3 separate regions of the Homo sapiens genome follow, and regions 2 and 3 are each linked to region 1. A link is an interaction called in ENCODE POLR2A ChIA-PET data of the cell type or tissue named here. Cell type or tissue: OCI-LY7. All regions are shown on one strand. Links, peaks and the distances in the headings refer to the core of each region. The heading gives the core; the rest is flanking DNA.

What was found. ChIA-PET counts read pairs that join two places held together with the same protein. Peaks named below come from ENCODE experiments on the same cell type or tissue, not always from the same donor. Only the 100,000 strongest peaks of a DNase experiment are listed, where the experiment ranks them.
Region 2: POLR2A ChIA-PET joins it to region 1 with 7 read pairs; 6 of 35 experiments call an interaction of 5 or more read pairs at or near these places.
Region 3: POLR2A ChIA-PET joins it to region 1 with 5 read pairs; 2 of 35 experiments call an interaction of 5 or more read pairs at or near these places.

The regions. Positions count from the first base shown.
Region 1 is chr1:39,202,429-39,208,492 of GRCh38, forward strand. It overlaps MACF1 (microtubule actin crosslinking factor 1), which reads left to right and starts at 2,267. Exons shown (of 101, transcript NM_001394062.1): 1 at 2,267-2,703. The coding sequence starts at 2,595. RefSeq lists an enhancer at 2,453-2,632. In OCI-LY7, for the core only: CTCF peaks have their summits at 2,130 and 3,692; DNase peaks (open chromatin) are centred at 2,123, 2,518 and 2,923; H3K4me3 peaks cover 2,500 bases; H3K27ac peaks cover 2,477 bases.
Region 2 is chr1:39,385,710-39,391,773 of GRCh38, forward strand. MACF1 (microtubule actin crosslinking factor 1) reads left to right here. Exons shown (of 101, transcript NM_001394062.1): 57 at 1-220; 58 at 1,478-2,949. Among named protein-coding and RNA genes, the nearest start is that of BMP8A, 100 kb to the right of the region's middle. RefSeq lists an enhancer at 1,682-2,178. In OCI-LY7, for the core only: no CTCF peak of the experiment used is centred there; no DNase peak of the experiment used is centred there.
Region 3 is chr1:39,469,624-39,475,687 of GRCh38, forward strand. All of the region lies in intron 97 of MACF1 (microtubule actin crosslinking factor 1), which reads left to right. Among named protein-coding and RNA genes, the nearest start is that of BMP8A, 19 kb to the right of the region's middle. In OCI-LY7, for the core only: no CTCF peak of the experiment used is centred there; no DNase peak of the experiment used is centred there.

The sequences.
Region 1 (6,064 bases), core at 1,887-4,386:
GTTCGAGACCAGCCTGGCCAATGCGGTGAAACCCCATCTCTACTAAAAATAGAAAAATTAGCTAGGTGTAGTGGCACGTGCCTGTAGTCCCAGCTGCTCAGGAGGCTGAGGCAGGAGAATCGCTTGAAGCCGGGAGGCACAGGTTGCAGTGAGCCAAGATCATGCCACTGCACTCCAGCCTGGGCAACAGAGCAAGACTCTGTCTCAAAAAAAAAAAAAGTAAACTATCCCCCATTGACATTGACACTCCATCTCCTCTTCGTCTCCTTTAGTATTCTCCATAGCATTTATGTGACAAGCTATGTATTTACCTGTTTATATTTCTTTTCTTTCTTCTCCTACTAGTATGTAAGTTCTGTGAGAGCAAGGTCTTTGTTTTGTTTACTGCTATTGTTTCTGGTACCTGGAACATGACCTGGCACATAATATGAAGTAAATATTTGATGAATGAAATGTAGGTTAGCACAAAATTGTAGATGATCCTATTGCCAGATTTAAAAGTTCCCATTGTATTAGTGGTCCCGTCAAGGCCCCTTTATTATTTTTCTGGGTAGTAGGTTATGCACATCTAAAACTCTTTCCTTTTGCTTCAACAAGCTCTAGAAAAAAGCAAAAGGAAAATAAATAAATAAATAAAGATTTCACATAGAAAAAAAAGTAAAACCCTTCCCTATTATTAGAAAAAAATAAACTTGACAGATATATAAAGCAATTTTCATTTTTTAAAGCTTGTGAGACTATAGCATCTTCATCTATATCATAGTGTAATAGGTACTTTAGAAGTAAGTAAACAGGGTCTCACTTTGTCTCAAATAAAAAGGCTGTAGTGCAGTGGCATGATCATGGCTTGCTGCAGCCTTGATTCCTGGGCTCAAGCCATCTTCCCACCTCAGCCTCCCCAGTAGCTGGGACTATACACACATACCATCTCATCTGGCTAAATTTTAAAATTTTTTTGTAGAAATGGGGTCCCACTGTGTTACTCAGTCTGGTCCTGAACTCCTGGGCTCAAGTGATCCTCCTGCCTCAGCCTCCTGAAGTGCAGGGATTACAAGCATGAGCCACTGCATCTGGCCTGATTTAGTGAGTTTGGACAAATGTATACAGTCATGGAACCACCACCACAATCAACAAAAGGAACATTTCCATCCTCTTACAGTTATTTTGTGATCCTTTTAGTCAATTTCCTTCCCTCATTCTCAGCCTCTTCCATTTCTAGTTGTATAGTTTTGCTTTTCTAGAAAGTTATATAAATGGAATCATATGGTATGTAGCCTTTTGTGTTTGGCTTTTTTTATGTAGCATAATAGTTTTGAGAATCATCTGTGTCGTCGTATGTATCAGTAGTTTTATTCTATTTTATTGCAGAATAGGTAGTCCATTATATGGATGCACAATTTGTTTATACATTTACCAGTTGATGGACATTTGGGTTGTTTCCAGTTTTTTATATTATGAATAATGCTGCTGCAAACATTCATATACAGGTCTTTGTGTGGATATACGTTTCTCTTTTTCTTGGATAGATACCTAGGAGTGAGATTGCTGGGTCCTCTGGTCTAAGGCCGGGCACAGTGGCACATGCCTGTAATCCCAGCACCTTTGGAGGCAGAGGCGGGAGGATTGCTTGAGGTCAGGAGTTCGAGACCAGCTTGGCCAACATGGTGAAACCCCATCTCTACTAAAAATATAAAAATTAGCTGGGTGCGGTGGCATCCACCTGTAATCCCAGCTACTCAGGAGGCTGAGGCAGGAGAATTGCTTCAACCCTAGAGGCGGAGGTTGCAGTGAACTGATATCGTGCCTTCCAAAGTGCTGGGATTACAGCCATGAACCACTGCGCCCAGCCAGACGGATTTTTTTAACCCTTGAGAAGTACCCCCTAAATGAGCAGTTTGCTCTCCTCGCTGATCTTCATCACACCTAGATGTCAGGTCTGCTTCATGGGAGCTTGCTCTGTATGTATCCTCCCTGGACTGATGTTCAGGCTCCTTGCTTCTCCTCCCGGGTTGTGGGTATGGAGGGTTTGCCCTCTGACAACTCCAGGGTACTTGTGGTGCTCATACATCCTCATGTACTTTGCTTTCTCCCCGCAAGAGGTTCCCTAATGCTTCTGTGACTTTTTTCTTCTGGCTACATCCTGAAGTCTGGCCTTGCAGGCAGGCTGGGAATGGAAAGTTAAGAGTGTGACGTCCTCTGACACCCTCCCTTCTTGTAGAAGGGTCTGAGGTTTGTTTATTTAAGCTGAGCAGAGGATGCCAAAGATAGAGGTTTGAGTCAGCTTGACACTGGCTTAGGCGCTCCTTTTCACTCTCCTTGTTCCTTCTTCCCTTTCCCCTCCCCCGCTGGCCAGTTGTTTCCTGGGCTTTGTCTGAGATACACTGTACAGTTTTAGTCCCAGTCTACTAGCGCCTGCTGAAAAACAGTCAGAAGTGAGATGGAGGAGAAGCTGCCAGGAAGTTTCTGACAACACTAAGCTCCGGCCTCTGCCTCTGCTGATAGTACAGGACAACAGTAACCTCAGGAGAAAGGCATCCAGAGGCCTGCGCTGAGCTTGTGGCTAACTCAAGGGAGGAGAAAGGACGGGCCTGGAAATGCCCCTCTTAGATTCATCTTATTTACCACCAACCATCTTTATTTTGACTCACGTTCTTGGAGTTGCTGGTGTTCTATACTGGAAGAGGCATGCCAGAGGTAGAGCAGGTAACTAACTGGTACCCAGTTATTCTTTAAATCTACTGTGGGGCTTTTGAGGGTGGGGTGAATGATGGAGGTCTTCCCAGTTGCTTTCCTTAAAGGGCCAGTACGTCCTTCAGCTGGGGTGCTGTCAGACTTAAGAGTGTGTGTGTGTGAGTATAATGAAGAAGCTGGTCTGCCCTGGGGCCACTTTGGGATGGGGGTGGTGCTCTTTTCTGTTCTGTGAGTCTGTCTGGAGAGTGCTGGTTAGATGAGGTGATGACTGGGCTCAAAACTGAAGGGAAGTGGCTGCTGTGCTGACTTAGTCTTTCCTCAGAGAACTGAGCTCTTTCTTTCTCAATCTCAGAGTGGTTTCTTGGAACCTTGTTTTTAACTGAAAACATACAGTAACTCTTTTACCCTCCTCCAGGTATAGATTTGGGTTGGAGAAGTTTCTGTTAACTTGGTGTGTTTTGGGGTGAGAAAAGGCAGAGGAGGAAGGGTCAGTCAGTGGAAGGGGTCGTGCGATGTCCTTGCCGAGGGGCATCCTGGAACACTGGGTGTCTGTGTTCTCTTTGATATCATTGATACTGTTCCTACACAGTTTGGCTATGTGTATCCAAATCATCTTGTTCAATGCAAGGAAGTTAATCCCTCTCTTCCCTAGGGAATCAGGCTTTGATAATTAAAAAAAAAATTTTTTTTTGTAATGGCACCAGAACCCTCATTCTTCCCATATTGCTATTAGTTATATTCTGTTGACTTCTAAACACTCAGAGCAGGGATCAGCCCTGAGTTTGGCTGATTCTGAGTCTCCATGGTTGAGGATTCATATGGTCTAACTTTTACTGGAGTGTATACCCTTGGGTCTCATTGCCTTCAGTACTCTCATTGTGATGGGCTCACTACCTTCAAACTTAGGTATGTAGACACTTTTTATAGTGTATCTTACAAGTTAAGGTGGGGATTTGATGGCTTATTATTTAGCTTTCTATTAAAAGTTCACAAACGCCTGACAGAATTAGAATTAGATTCAATCATTCCCCAGTGTCCTTTCCAGTACGTCCCAGAAAAGCTTTTGACTAAATATTCAGATCCTAGTGTGCATCTATAGCAGCGGAAACAAAGACAGACATTTTAGAAGTGTGTTTGATTGTGTGGTGGTGTTTTTAAAAAAGCCACCTCAAAGTGGCTTTCCTGTATTTGAACTTAGAAAGAAAGAGATAGGCAGGCTTAAGTTGTTTGGTCCTATTTACTATTTCACATGTAATGAGAAAATAAATACAATATCATTTAGGTAGAGGCTGCTGCTTTTCTTTCCTTGTGCATTATGGTAATGTCATTTTTAAACATTAAATAACTAATTAGTTGTTAATATTTTTAAAGTTTATCTTCAGTATAGGACTTTAATGGAACTTAAGAGCTATCACTGTATTTTAAGTGCTTTCTTTTTTATGTTTAGAAATGTTAATTTCATAAACAGCCATAAAGTAATTGAAATAAAAAGATACATTGTAAAAGCTTTTTATTTCTATGAAACAACTTTGATTCTAATACCAAATAGTTATATCGGGAATGTGCTACGTTTGCTTTATCTGTAAAATGAGAGATGTCATTTTTCAATTGGAGGCTATGGATTCCAAATCTTCCATGGAGTTACTTACGAGATTCTGTACCCATTTTATTATAATTGCAATTTTAAGATGCATTTCATTTATTTAAAAATGTATTTTTAAAAATAATATGTACACTCTAATTACCTGCCAGTTGGACATCACAGAATAAAGTTTTTCCACCATCTCTGTGTATATATTTGTACTATTAATAAATGTACACTTGATTAAAAACACAAAGATCGCTTCTTCTGATGTAGTCTTTTTTTTTTTTTTAATTGGAGTTACATACAGTATTGCAGAACAAACTATAGCACATAGGTCTTGTGCCTAATAATAGTAATAATAATGATTCAGGCAGAGCTCAGTTGTATGAGCTCAGGTGTTAACTGAACTATTATAATAGTGAAGTGGGTAATTAATTCATCTCTATGTAGTAATACTGTATTACTGGTTTAGTATGTGTACCAGAAGTTTCTGTTCTTTTGTCTCACTTTTCTATTTGTGTTTACATATTATGAGGAATGTTCATAGTTGTTTTTTTCTTTCTTTCTTTCTTTCTTTCTTTTTTTTTTTTGGAGACGGAGTTTTGCTCTTGTTATCCAGGCTGGAGTACAATGGAGCACAATCCTGGCTCACCGCAAGCTCCGCCTCCCGGGTTCAAGTGATTCTCCTGCCTCAGTCTCCTGAGTAGCTGGTAATACAGGCATGTGCCACCACAGCCGGCTGATTTTGTATTTTTAGTAGAGACGGGGTTTCTCCATGTTGGTCAGGCTGGTCTCGAACTCCTGACCTCAGGTGATCCACCTGCCTCGGCCTCCCAAAGTGCTGGGATTATAGGTGTGAGCCACCGTGCCTGGCTGAAGAATGTTCATAGTTTTAAACACTGAAGGTAACTGGCTTTGAAACAAATATTTGTGCTATTCTTTCAGGCTCTCGTCTCAATTTATTTGAATAATGTCCTGAGATTATTAGGCAAACAGTGAAGCTGTTATTATTTGTTTCTATTTATTTGTGTGAATCAGTTCTTAAAAATTGATTCTTGTCTACGGCCATACCACCCCAAACATGCCCAATATCATCTAAAAATTGATTCTCTGCAATAAAACACAACATAGAAATAAACCAGATGCTGGCTGGGCGTGGTGGCTCACACCTGTAATTCCAGCACTTTGGGAGGCTGAGGCAGGTGGATCACCTGAGGTCAGGAATTCGAGACCAGCCTGGTCAACATGGTGAAACCCCATCTCTACTAAAAATACAAAAATTAGCTGGTGTGATGGCAGGTGCCTGTAATCCCAGCTACTCGGGAGGCTGAGGCAGGAGAACAGCTTGAACTCAGGAGGTGGAGGTTGCAGTGAGCTGCGATCACACCACTGTATTCCAGCCTGGGCAGCAGAATGAGAGTCCGTCTCAAAAAAAAAAAAAAAGAAAAGAAATATAAAAGGGTTTTTTTTTTTTAATTAAATCTACTCCGTTCCTGTTTCACTGGTTTTATTTCCTATCTTGGCCTTATAAGCATCCAGGACTCCAGCATCTTTTAAAAACTCACAGCTCTACTAATGGATGCTTGTCCTTTAGGGTAAGTAGTTAACTGCCTCTGGAAAGCCTTCCTTGACTGAAATACGAGTTCCTATTCTGTGCTGCAGTAGCACCCTGTTAACACTACTTATTCAAACCTGTATTGTCATCTTACTTAACTTGCCCTTCTCTCCTTACTAATTAAAAACAGGGACTCTTTTTTTTTTCTTTCTGAAACCGAGTCTCACTTTGTC
Region 2 (6,064 bases), core at 2,077-4,576, 180 kb after region 1:
CAGTCAGCTATCAGCACCCAACCAGAGGCTGTAAAGCAGCAATTGGAAGAGACCAGTGAAATTCGATCTGACTTGGAGCAGTTAGACCACGAGGTTAAGGAGGCTCAGACACTGTGCGATGAACTCTCAGTGCTCATTGGTGAGCAGTACCTCAAGGATGAACTGAAGAAGCGTTTGGAGACAGTTGCCCTGCCTCTCCAAGGTTTAGAAGACCTTGCAGGTAAGTTGGGGTGAAGAACATACTTCTGCCATTATTAGAGGCAAGCAGAAAGAAGGAATGGGTTAGGAGTAGTCCCAAGATTCTAGGATTCCCTTACGTAATTTGTAGACTCAGAATGGTGTTAAACCAATTCCTTCTCCTAGTTGCAGTGAGAACTGTTGTAGTTGTTACACAGTGAACACTTAAAAATGTGAAGGTTTACATAGCATAGTCCTAAAGATAAAAGCTCTAATAAAATTTCAGTCAGCAAGTAGAGATTCATCCCCATAGATGTACTGATAAATGGAGTTCCACATATACTCTCATTGATACCCACTTTTTTTTTTTTTTTAATATTATGCATACCACACACACACGGTCTCGCTCTGTCACCCAGGCTGGAGTACAGTAGTGCGATCATGGCTCACTGCACCCTCAATCTCCTGGGCTCAAGTGAACCTCCCACCTCAGCCTCCCAAGTAGCTGGGACTATAGACACACGCCACCATGCCCAGCTGATTTTTTTTTCTTTTTTTTTTTTGAGACAGAGTCTCACTCTGTTGCCCCAGCTGGAGTGCAGTGGCACGATCTTGGATCACTGCAACCTCCGCCTCCTCGGTTCAAGCAATCCTCCTGCCTCAGCCTCCCAAGTAGCTGGGACTACAAGCACGTGCCACCATGCCTGGCTAATTTTTGTATTTTTAATAGAGACGGTGTTTCACCATGTTGGCCAGGCTGGTCTCGAACTCTTGACCTCGTGATCTGCCCGCCTTGGCCTCCCAAAGTGCTGGGATTACAGGCGTGAGCCACCGCACCCAGTGATTATTTTTATTTTTAGTAGAGACGAGGTCTTGCTTTGTTGCCCAAGCTAGTCTTGAACTCCTGGGCTCAACTGATCCTCCCACCTCAGCCTCCCCAAGTGCTGGGATTACAGGCATGAGCCACTGCACCCGGCTGCTTCTGGACTTCTTATGATAACTTGGTAGAAGAAAAATTGTGCCATTAATTTATTATTTATTTTTCTGGAACTGTTTATGACTTTCACGTTTACCAGCTAGAAGTCAAAGTTTACTTCTGTTACTTAGATCACCTTACAAGGTTGATACGAGGATTAAATAAGATAGTGTACATGAAGGAGCCTAATTATATGCCTCTTTTTGGTAGGCCCTCAAGTAACATTAGTTCCCTTCCCCCAAGATTAGACCGTATACTCTCAGCAAACATTTTAAATGCCAGGGTTCAGGCTTTATTGATTTCAATTTTATTTTCTCATTTCAGCCGATCGCATTAACAGACTCCAGGCAGCTCTTGCCAGCACCCAGCAGTTCCAGCAAATGTTTGATGAGTTGAGGACCTGGTTGGATGATAAACAAAGCCAGCAAGCAAAAAACTGCCCAATTTCTGCAAAATTGGAGCGGCTACAGTCTCAGCTACAGGAGAATGAAGAGTTTCAGAAAAGTCTTAATCAACACAGTGGCTCCTATGAGGTGATTGTGGCTGAAGGGGAATCTCTACTTCTTTCTGTACCTCCTGGAGAAGAGAAAAGGACTCTACAAAACCAGTTGGTTGAGCTCAAAAACCATTGGGAAGAGCTTAGTAAAAAAACTGCAGACAGACAATCCAGGCTCAAGGATTGTATGCAGAAAGCTCAGAAATATCAGTGGCATGTGGAAGACCTTGTGCCATGGATAGAAGATTGTAAAGCTAAGATGTCTGAGTTGCGAGTCACTCTGGATCCAGTGCAGCTAGAGTCCAGTCTCCTAAGATCAAAGGCTATGCTGAATGAGGTGGAGAAGCGCCGCTCCCTGCTGGAAATATTGAATAGTGCTGCTGACATTCTGATCAATTCTTCAGAAGCAGATGAGGATGGAATCCGGGATGAGAAGGCTGGGATCAACCAGAACATGGATGCTGTTACAGAAGAGCTGCAGGCCAAAACAGGGTCACTCGAAGAAATGACTCAGAGGCTCAGGGAGTTCCAGGAAAGCTTTAAGAATATTGAAAAGAAGGTTGAAGGAGCCAAACACCAACTTGAGATCTTTGATGCTCTGGGTTCTCAAGCCTGTAGCAACAAGAACCTGGAGAAGCTAAGAGCTCAACAGGAAGTGCTGCAGGCCCTAGAGCCTCAGGTAGACTATCTGAGGAACTTTACTCAGGGTCTGGTAGAAGATGCCCCAGATGGATCTGATGCTTCTCAACTTCTCCACCAAGCTGAGGTCGCCCAGCAAGAGTTCCTCGAAGTTAAGCAAAGAGTGAACAGTGGTTGTGTGATGATGGAAAACAAGCTGGAGGGGATTGGCCAGTTTCACTGCCGGGTCCGAGAGATGTTCTCTCAATTGGCAGACCTGGATGATGAGCTAGATGGCATGGGTGCTATTGGCAGAGACACTGATAGCCTCCAGTCCCAAATCGAGGATGTCCGGCTATTCCTTAACAAAATTCACGTCCTCAAATTAGACATAGAGGCCTCTGAAGCAGAGTGTCGACATATGCTAGAAGAAGAGGGGACTCTGGATTTGTTAGGTCTCAAAAGGGAGCTAGAAGCCCTGAACAAACAGTGTGGCAAACTGACAGAGAGGGGGAAAGCTCGTCAGGAACAGCTGGAACTGACACTAGGCCGTGTAGAGGACTTCTACAGGAAATTGAAAGGACTCAATGACGCGACCACAGCAGCAGAGGAGGCAGAGGCCCTCCAGTGGGTAGTGGGGACCGAAGTGGAAATCATCAACCAACAATTAGCAGATTTTAAAGTAAGTCTGAACCTTGTTTTTCTTTTTCTTTTACATGTATTTATTTGCTTGTAACTTGGAAACCAGTCAAGTATACATTTTAACTTCTGTCCCTAGTTTTATTATTGTCACTTCCATCACCATGAAAGCACACTGTCTGAAGACTAAATAGTCTCTCGGACTTCTGAGCAAACTGGTTTGAGCATTTTTCTTTTTCTTTTTCTTCTTCTTCTTCTTTTTTTTTTTTTTTTTTTTTTTTGAGACAGGGTCTCTCTCTCTCACCCAGGCTGGAGTGCAGTGGTGCGATCTCGGCTCACTGCAGACTCGACCTCATAGGCTCAAGCGATCCTCCCACTTCAGTCTCCCAAGGAGCTGGGACCACAGGCGCCACCATACCCGGCTAATTTTTTGTATTTTTTGTAGAGACGAGGTTTCACCATGTCTCCCAGGCTGGTCTCAAACTCCTGAGCTCAGGCAATCCGCCCACCTCAGCCTACCAAAGTGTTGGGATTACAGGCATGAGCCATCACGCCCAGCCAGAGCATTTTTCTATTGTAGTTTATTTCAGTCTTTATAACCAATTAAGGATATAGAAAGAAATGTCCAAGTCTTATCTCTTACTCTAAGAATTTCCTTTTAGGATTTCTTGAGATTTCAGATTACCAGATTTTGTAATAGCAGTGAATGTATCTTCAGGTCTCTGGTTTTTGTGTGTTTTTTTTTTTTTTTTTTTTTTTTTGGAGACAGAGTCTTGCTCTGTAGCCCAGGTTGGAGTGCAGTGGGGCGATCTAGGCTCACTGAAACCTCCACCTCCGGGGTCCAAGTGATCCTCCTGCCTCAGCCTCCCAAGTAGCTGGGGTTACAGTCGCTCACCACCACGCCTGGTTAATTTTTATATTTTTAGTAGAGATGGGGTTTCACCATATTGGCCAGGCTGGTCTCGATCTCCTGACCTCAAGTGATCCACCCGCCCTAGCCTCCCAAAGTGCTGGGATTACAGGCATTAGTCACCGCACTCAGCCCCCTGTTTTTCAAATTGAGGTATGAAAAGCCGTAAGTTAAACATAGTCTCATCTTCCTAAAGGGTTTATTTTACATAGATTTTAGGGGAGGATATTGATGTATATTTGATATATTATGGAATAAAACATAAAATTATCATTAATTGTTAAGATAAAACATGACACTTCAAATAAATCTCCCATTTATATAGTAAGCAGCTTAATAATACATCCCAGACTCCTCAAGAGTACAAGTTCTTTGCCTATAGGAAAGAAGTTTGAGAAGTACTGCCTTAATTGCAAAAATACTTTAATTCTTTGCCTGAGCCAAAATCTCCATTCCTGAGATTGTGTGAGTATAAATTAAAGTAACAGGAGATGATTACATGACCCAAAAGTGTGGATTTACTGGGTTAGGAGCACATCTGTTGGATCTTGGTTCTCACTATATTAACCTGTTGCCCCTAGAGTTTTCCTTGTGGTAAATACGTAAAAGTCTCTCACTCTGCCACTGTACATGGAATAGATTTGGAAAGGATACTTTCAGCACTTTGTTTCCATCACTAGAGTTAATTATTCCTGCTTACACAGTTAACACTCCTGCCATTAAAGTAAAATTGTGATCTCAGAGACCCTGCTTGCCAGCGTTATTTATCTTAAAAACATGGATGCAGAGGTAATGTTGACACCAGCTCAGAGCCACGTAGTCCTAGAGACGTCACAGTTTTGTAGACAGGATCCAAGTGCAAAAATGTGGCTGTTTCAGAAGGGCCCCTCTAGGAGCTTGGGAGAAATTCAGCACTAAAGTGGGACATTGGCTGAAGGCCTTCTTACCATGTTTGGAGATAGTACAATTTTGAGCAAGAGGAGTCATCGTATTTGGGTTTCTTGAGGCACCCAGATAAGGAAAGGGTAGGTAGAGAAAACGTAAACCCGTGAAGCAGTGCATTCCTCTTAGAAACTTCCTTTCTAGTGGTAGTGTGGCCTTCCCTGTTTCAGCTTGCACATTTTTCTTTCCTCTTTTGTTATAAGTGTCTCAAAAGCAGAGACTTTCTTCTACAGGTATGCTTCAGTTATCCAATTTACTTGCATCCAGGCTATTTAGAATTAACCATCTAACCAACTCAATGAAATTTTTAGAAAACTGAAACTTATCCCTTTAGGCTCCAAAATAGTTTTGTTTTATCAGCCGGGTGCGGTGGCTCACGCCTGTAATCCCAGCACTTTGGGAGGCCGAGGCGGGTGGATCACGAGGTCAGGAGATCGAGACCATCCTGGCTAACACGGTGAAACCCTGTCTCTACTAAAAAAAAATACAAAAAATTAGCTGGGTATGGTGGCAGGCGCCTGTAGTCCCAGCTACTCGGGAGGCTGAGACAGGAGAATGGCATGAACCCAGGAGGTGGAGCTTGCAGTGAGCCAAGATGGCGCCACTGCACTCCAGCCTGGGTGACAGAGTGAGACTCCTTCTCAAAAAAAAAAAAACACACAAAATAGTTTCATCTAACCAGGTTCTGGTTTATATAGGAATTATTTTAAACTCAATTTGCCTAATTTTCTAAATATGTATTATGCATAAGTTTTTTTTAATGAGTGCAGGTTAACATTATTTAAATGGTTGTACTGTCTATACTATGGTGATATTCTCAAGGATGTGAGACACATTTGGAGCTGCTTTGTATTAAGTATTCCCAAATTACTGTGCACTTTGATTTCTATATTGAAGTTATTGTTTAGGGCCTCTATAGTATTATACTGGTTGGATTGGCTGTGCATGTGTGTGTGGAGAGGAGGAGGTAATTTTGGGATTTCTGCCCACCACCATGATATTGGTTATTATTTCCTACTGCTATCACTTTTCACTGCTGTCATTTGGTCTGTGTAGTCTATTCCTCCCTTCTAATCTTCACTGAGCTAGAAAATGAGATAAACAGGCCTGTTAAAATTGCATTAGATATGAGCTAAAATGTACAAAAGAGTCCACATGCAGGCATAAATAGTGTTTGGATTTGAGGACAAGTCATCTTTTCCTTTTCATTTAATCCTTGGTTTCTAGAGACATTCTGACTTTTGATGTTGCTGGAAGATTTCAAAAAATTACTGGGCATTACTTTATCTTATTTCTATCCTAGTAT
Region 3 (6,064 bases), core at 2,077-4,576, 270 kb after region 1:
TTAAGCTTTGTCCCTCTTCCTCACACCCTAGCCCATTGAGAATGGCTTTGCTTCTTAAACTGTAACATCTCTTGGTTCTGTGTATCTGCTGCATTCATGAATGCTTGAAATGGCCAAACCATAGCTTTTCTAACTACTCAAGTTGATGGTGCATAAAATACTGTTGAGACAGTGTCCATGGAATTTGTTTTGAGTTTCTATTTAACAAATACTTATATAGTTTTATGTGCCACACACTATTACAAGTACTTTACAAGTAACACATTTATGCCTCATATGAAGTGTAGATGCTCTTATCTCTGTTTTACAGAATAGGAAATTGAGGCATAGAAAACGTAAATAATTTGCCCAAAGACAAACAACTAGTAAATGGCAGAGATGAGATTCAAATTCAGGGCAATCTGGGTCTGGAGTATGTGCCCCTAGTCAGCATGTTATATCTTTCAGAGGCTGACACACCTTTGTGTATGTTTATTATTGGATCACCTGCATAATTATTAAGGTTTATTTATAAACCTAGCAGAAATGTTTGCTGTACAGTACATAACTTCTTTGGAAATGATTTATAGTCATATTCTGAAGCATTTAGTGAGGACAGAGCTAAAGATAGCAGTTTTCACATGAATTCAGATATGCCCCTAAGTAGTTCCTCTTATTTTAACTCATTCTGTGTTTACTACAGTAAACCAGAGTAAAAATTCAGCAGTAATAATTTTCATTAGAGGTTCCTTTTTTAAAAAAATTGGGGCCAGGTACAGTGGAATCCCAGTACATTGGGAGCCCAAGGCAGGAGGATTGTTGAAGCTCAGAAGTTCAAGACCATCTTTAGCAACATAGTGAAACCCCATCTCCACAAAAAAAAATTTAAAAATTAGCTAAGCATGGTGGTACACACCTGTGTAGTCCTAACTACTCTGGAGGCTGAGGTGGGAGTATTGCTTGAGCCCAGGAGTTCAAAGCTACAGTGAGCCATGATCATGCCACTGCACTCCAGCCTGGGCAACAAGGCAAGACTCTTGTCTACAAAAAAGTAATTTTGAAAACACTTAAAAACTTGAAAGTATTTAGTTTTAGAATTTAAAAGCTGTCTTTTATTGCTTTAATGAGAAACAATATATGCCATTTTAACTTTAACTCAGTAAAACAACTTTATTCCTTTCCAAATCTATGAATAAGGTCCTATTTTTCCTGTCATGTATGATCAGACTAAATAAAAGAGATATTGCATGTGGCATTTTGGAATCCTTGATTGCCTGTTTATTTGCTGCCTGCTCTATTTATGATAACATCATGCTGCTGGCCAAGGAGAACACTGCTTGCTTTGTCCTTATCTTAGTATCTAAAATTTGGAACCCCAAGGAAATTGGGGAGGGCCATCTAGAAGCTATTTTCTATGAAAGCTAGTAACCTTTTTTAGCATCCCTTGGAACAAGCAAGGTAAGACTTTCCTGTGTCTCTCCAGGAGTGCTCTCCTGGAACTCAGTAATCATCTCAATCCATTGACTGTGGAGAGAACTCTCCAGAAGTTTTAAATTTCGTAACTCTGTCAGTGATGGGCAGGATGAGCTATTTTTAATCAAATAAAAAATGGTGCTAGGCGATGAACACCTAAGGACTAGGATGGATTATAATAAGTTAGAAGGGTATGAAGGATGAGAAGAGAACAAAGTTACTTGAAACTATATTGGAAGTTCTATAAGGATTAATGTGGCTTCTGGAAACAGTGCTTATGGTAGGTTTTGTACTCATTTATGTTGCATATTTCCTTGGGTCTCTGGAATGTAGAGAATGCTATACTGAGGACAGTACAAGATGTGTGACAAGGTTCTTAACACCAGTGTGCACTATCATTTCTTACCTCCTTTTACACAGCTATTTTAAAAGGTAGAAGATATCTCAAACTGCATGTAGCTTTTAGTCATGTGTAAAAAAATGAAAATATTTTACTAGCTAGATTTGCCAGTCTCCTGGTACTGCCAAAATCAGATATTTCAGTTTCTGAATGTATCCGTGGCACAGGAAATCATGATGTTTTGGATAGAGAGAAAAAAAGTGCTCCTGCCTAAATAATGGGTATACTTGTACCTAAGGTACTGTGTATGTTTTTGATCATTAGACATATTAGCTCCCCCAGATAAGTGAACATCTAGGAAATTTCATTTATGAAGATTTAAAAGACACATTTTGAAATAGAACTCATTTTTTTTTTCAGATTGTTATACAGATAAAATTTACCATCCTAACCATTTTTAAGTACAGGACTAAGTATATTTGTGTCATACTACCGTCACCACCGTCCATCCACAGAACTCTCTTCATCTTGTAAAACTGAAACTCTATACCCATTAAACAATAGCTTAGAACTGAATTTTAACATGCCCGCATCAGCCAGTTTCAGGTGGCCAGCATAACTCCCTTAGCAAAGACAGCCTCTTTGGTGGTCAATGAACTGAACTTGAGGTGGCTGCCGTCATGTCTGGTTCTGTAGGTTCAATGGTAGATCTTTTCTCCAGTGAAAAGAATGGTGAGGGGGAAAATCCTATCACAGTAGTCAACCAAGTACTAGGAATCTTCTCTTTTTTTTAACTTTAGGACTATAATACCCAATTTTGGGAAATATTTGAATCAATGTAAATATTAAGAGTACCTTTACTACTAAATTCAAGTGCTAGTACATAAATTTTGCTTAATCAGAATTTGGTGTTTCCTTCTAGTTCGAGAAAAATGTTTACTTTTTACTTGTGGGATTGCTCCAGAAATCAATTTTCACAGCTTCCAACTGTTTATTGTTTGTTGTCGCCTCCTCCCATCCCAGCCTTTTCTATTATCAAAGTAAAAGTATTAATTGCCCCCTTAACACCTTTTTTAATTCTTAAAATTGGCCGCTTTAAGTTTATTTCTGAAGAAAGAGCTTTCATTTCTTCCAAGTGATATGTATATAAAATGTTCCTTACCAAGAATCGTTTCATTGCCTTGCATCTTCAAATATTTTCTTTTAAAATGCAAATATCCATGGGAGTTGTAGCATATTAAGCTAATATTAGCTAGGCATGGCTTGGGATAAATTAATTATTCATTGGTCTCTTGACCGAGATGAGAGCACCAGAAATGTGGGAATTTTACTATTGTGAGCTTAAGAGCATAAGGACCAAGAAGATGGAAATTACAGAGAGAGGAAGGAAAATAAAAGGGAGAAGACAAGCCTCTAAAGCCCCAATTAAAGTAAGCCATTATTTTTCACTTGAGTTTAGACCTTCTTAATGAGGCCTCATGGAAGCGTGCAGGAGCTAGCTAACCACTGTTTACAGTCTCAGATTGCCTTAATGCCTATGTTGCGTGTCTTTGGCATGGCTGTAGTAACCTGGAAGGATGACGTTAGAGAATTGTTCACACGTCTTTGCATCTCTGGCCAGTGAAATACTATCCCAAGAGGTGACCATTGGCTGGAGATTTCCTTATGAAAACAGAGACTGTCTCATTATGTTTATTTGTTTCGTTATGACGTGTAAGCGTACCCTGAGAAAATTATGAACTGTATTTTCCCAGCATCCTGCATGCACCCAGCTAGGAAAGCAAGTGAGACACCCTTTGGGCCCTCAGCAGTCATTTAATGAGGCGTTACAATGTACCTACCTCATGGTGGCCTCTGGGGCTAACAGGGTCATGATATAGGAGATCAGCATAGGATCCTGTGATAGAATTAAACAGGTCCTCAGATCACAAAATGCAAAGGTTGCTGTTAACATGGGATAATCTTCCTTCTTGTAGTATCTTTCTTATGGAAAGCTATTCTATCTGCTCTTTTAAATTGCTTTAATATTCTATATATAGTAGGTGTTGGCAGTCACAAATTTAACTTTGTGGTTTCAGTCATGAAAATTCATGGATTTGCATTTGTTTCTGCTGTGCAAGAGAGCCGGTCACACAGCGAGAGAGTGAGCCCCACTGGCCACTGACTCCTCACTTTAACACAGCTTGGTGCTTCTGTTCTTCATCCCCGTGAAATAATGAGCACTTCTCAATGGAAGCACTTAGTGAGTTCATGAAGGTTGCGAGATCCATTCCTTGAAACTGTTGAGAGACTTGTTTTCAGAGGCTATTTCAGAGAAACAGAGGCTACTCTGTTTCACACATACTTACTGAAACCCTAAATGCAAGCCTCGCACTGGGATCCAAAGGTAAATTAAGATGATGGTCCCTGCCTGCAGAAGCTCTCAGCCTAGTGCAGGGAACAAACATGTGAATACATGCCCTTCTATTTGGTAAAATGAATGGTTGAGAGAGCAAGAGGGGAAGAGATGACTCTGCCCATGAAGATGGAGAAGGTATCAGGAAAAGGACATAATTGGGCTGGGCATAGTGGCTCACGTGTACAATCCCAACACTTTGGGAGGCCTAGTAGGGAAGATCACTTCAGGCCAAGAATTTAAGACCAGCCTGGGCAACATAGCAAGACCCCATCTCTGTTTTAAAATAAAATACAGGCCGGGTGCAGCAGCTCATGCCTGTAATCCCAGCACTTTGGGAGGCCGAGGCGGGCAGATCATGAGGTCAGGAGTTCAAGACCAGCCGGGCCAATATGGTGAAACGCTGTTTCTACTGAAAATATAAAAAAATTAGCCGGGCATGGTGGCATGACCCTGTTGTCCCAGCTACTCGAGAGGCTGAGGCAGGAGAATCGCTTGAACCCAGGAGGCAGAGGTTGCAGTGAGCCGAGACTATGCCACTGCACTCCGTCCTAGGCAATAGAGGGAGACTCTGTCGCAAAAAATAATAATAAATAAATATATGGCCAGGCACAGTGGCTCACACCTGTAATCCTAGCACTCTGGGAGGCTGAGCCGGGCGGATCACCCGAGGTCAGGAGTTCAAGACCAGCCTGGCCCACATGGTGAAACCCTGTCTCTACTAAAAATACAAAAATTAACGGCCTGGTGGTGTACACATGTAACCCCAGCTACTCGAGAGACTGAGGCAGCAGAATCACTTGAACCGGGGAAGCGGAGGTTGTGGTGAGCTGAGATTGTGCCACTGCACTCCAGCCTGGGCAACAGAACAAGACTCCATCTCAAAAAATAACTAAATAAAAATAAATGTTTGTGTGTGTGTATAAGTGTATGTGTGTATATACTGCGCTCCAGCCTCAGCGACAGAGTGAGACTGTATCTCAAGAAAAAAGGTTTTGAAAAAGGAAAAGGAGGTGTTGCTTCAGCCACATCTTAAAGGAGGTAACACTTGACCAGAAGGAAAAGGGATCTGGATGTTCTTGGTACAGAAACCACAAGTTCATATGAACAGAAGTGTCAACAGCTGAAAAAGTAAGGGGACAAGTAGTCCCATGGGACTGCAGCCAAATGTACAAGGTTAGCGACCAGATAAGACTCTGGACGGGTCAGCAGGAGGGGCCAGGTGATGGATGCCAGACCACTGGGTCCTGGGTACTTACCACATTGTGCTTCCTAGTCCCCAAGATGTGGTCCTCAAAAAAACGAAAAGTCACGGTCAAATGAATTTGGGAGATGCCAAGTTAAAGCTCTCCCAAGCAGGGAAATATAGAGGACCAAACCCCTTTTGTAGGAAAACCCTAGAAAACCTCACTTGGGGAATTCTGCTATAAGCAGTGAAACACCATGGAAGGATTCTGAGCTGTTGACAACAGATTTTCATTTAGAAATTCATTCTGCAAAATACAAAAATTAGCCAGGCAAGGTGGTACATGCCTGTAGTCCCAGCTACTTGGGAGGCTGAAGTCAGGGGATCACTTGAGCCTGGGAGGTCAAGGCTACAGTGAGCCATGTTTGTGTCACTGCACTCCAGCCTGGGTGACAAAGTGAGACCCTGTCTCAAAAAAAAAAAAAAAAATGCATTCTGCAGAATGAGAAAATGAGTGAGGGCTGGGTGGGTGGTGAGATGAGAAACAAGGAGACCAGTAGGAAGGCTGCTACAGTTACCCAGTGGGGAGGAGGTGCTCCATGAAACACCTGAGTACAAGGGGGCATGCACAGGCTCAGGGATTCAAGAGGCATTTGAAGGTAGAATCAATAGACTGAACTGCCCTTGGGAG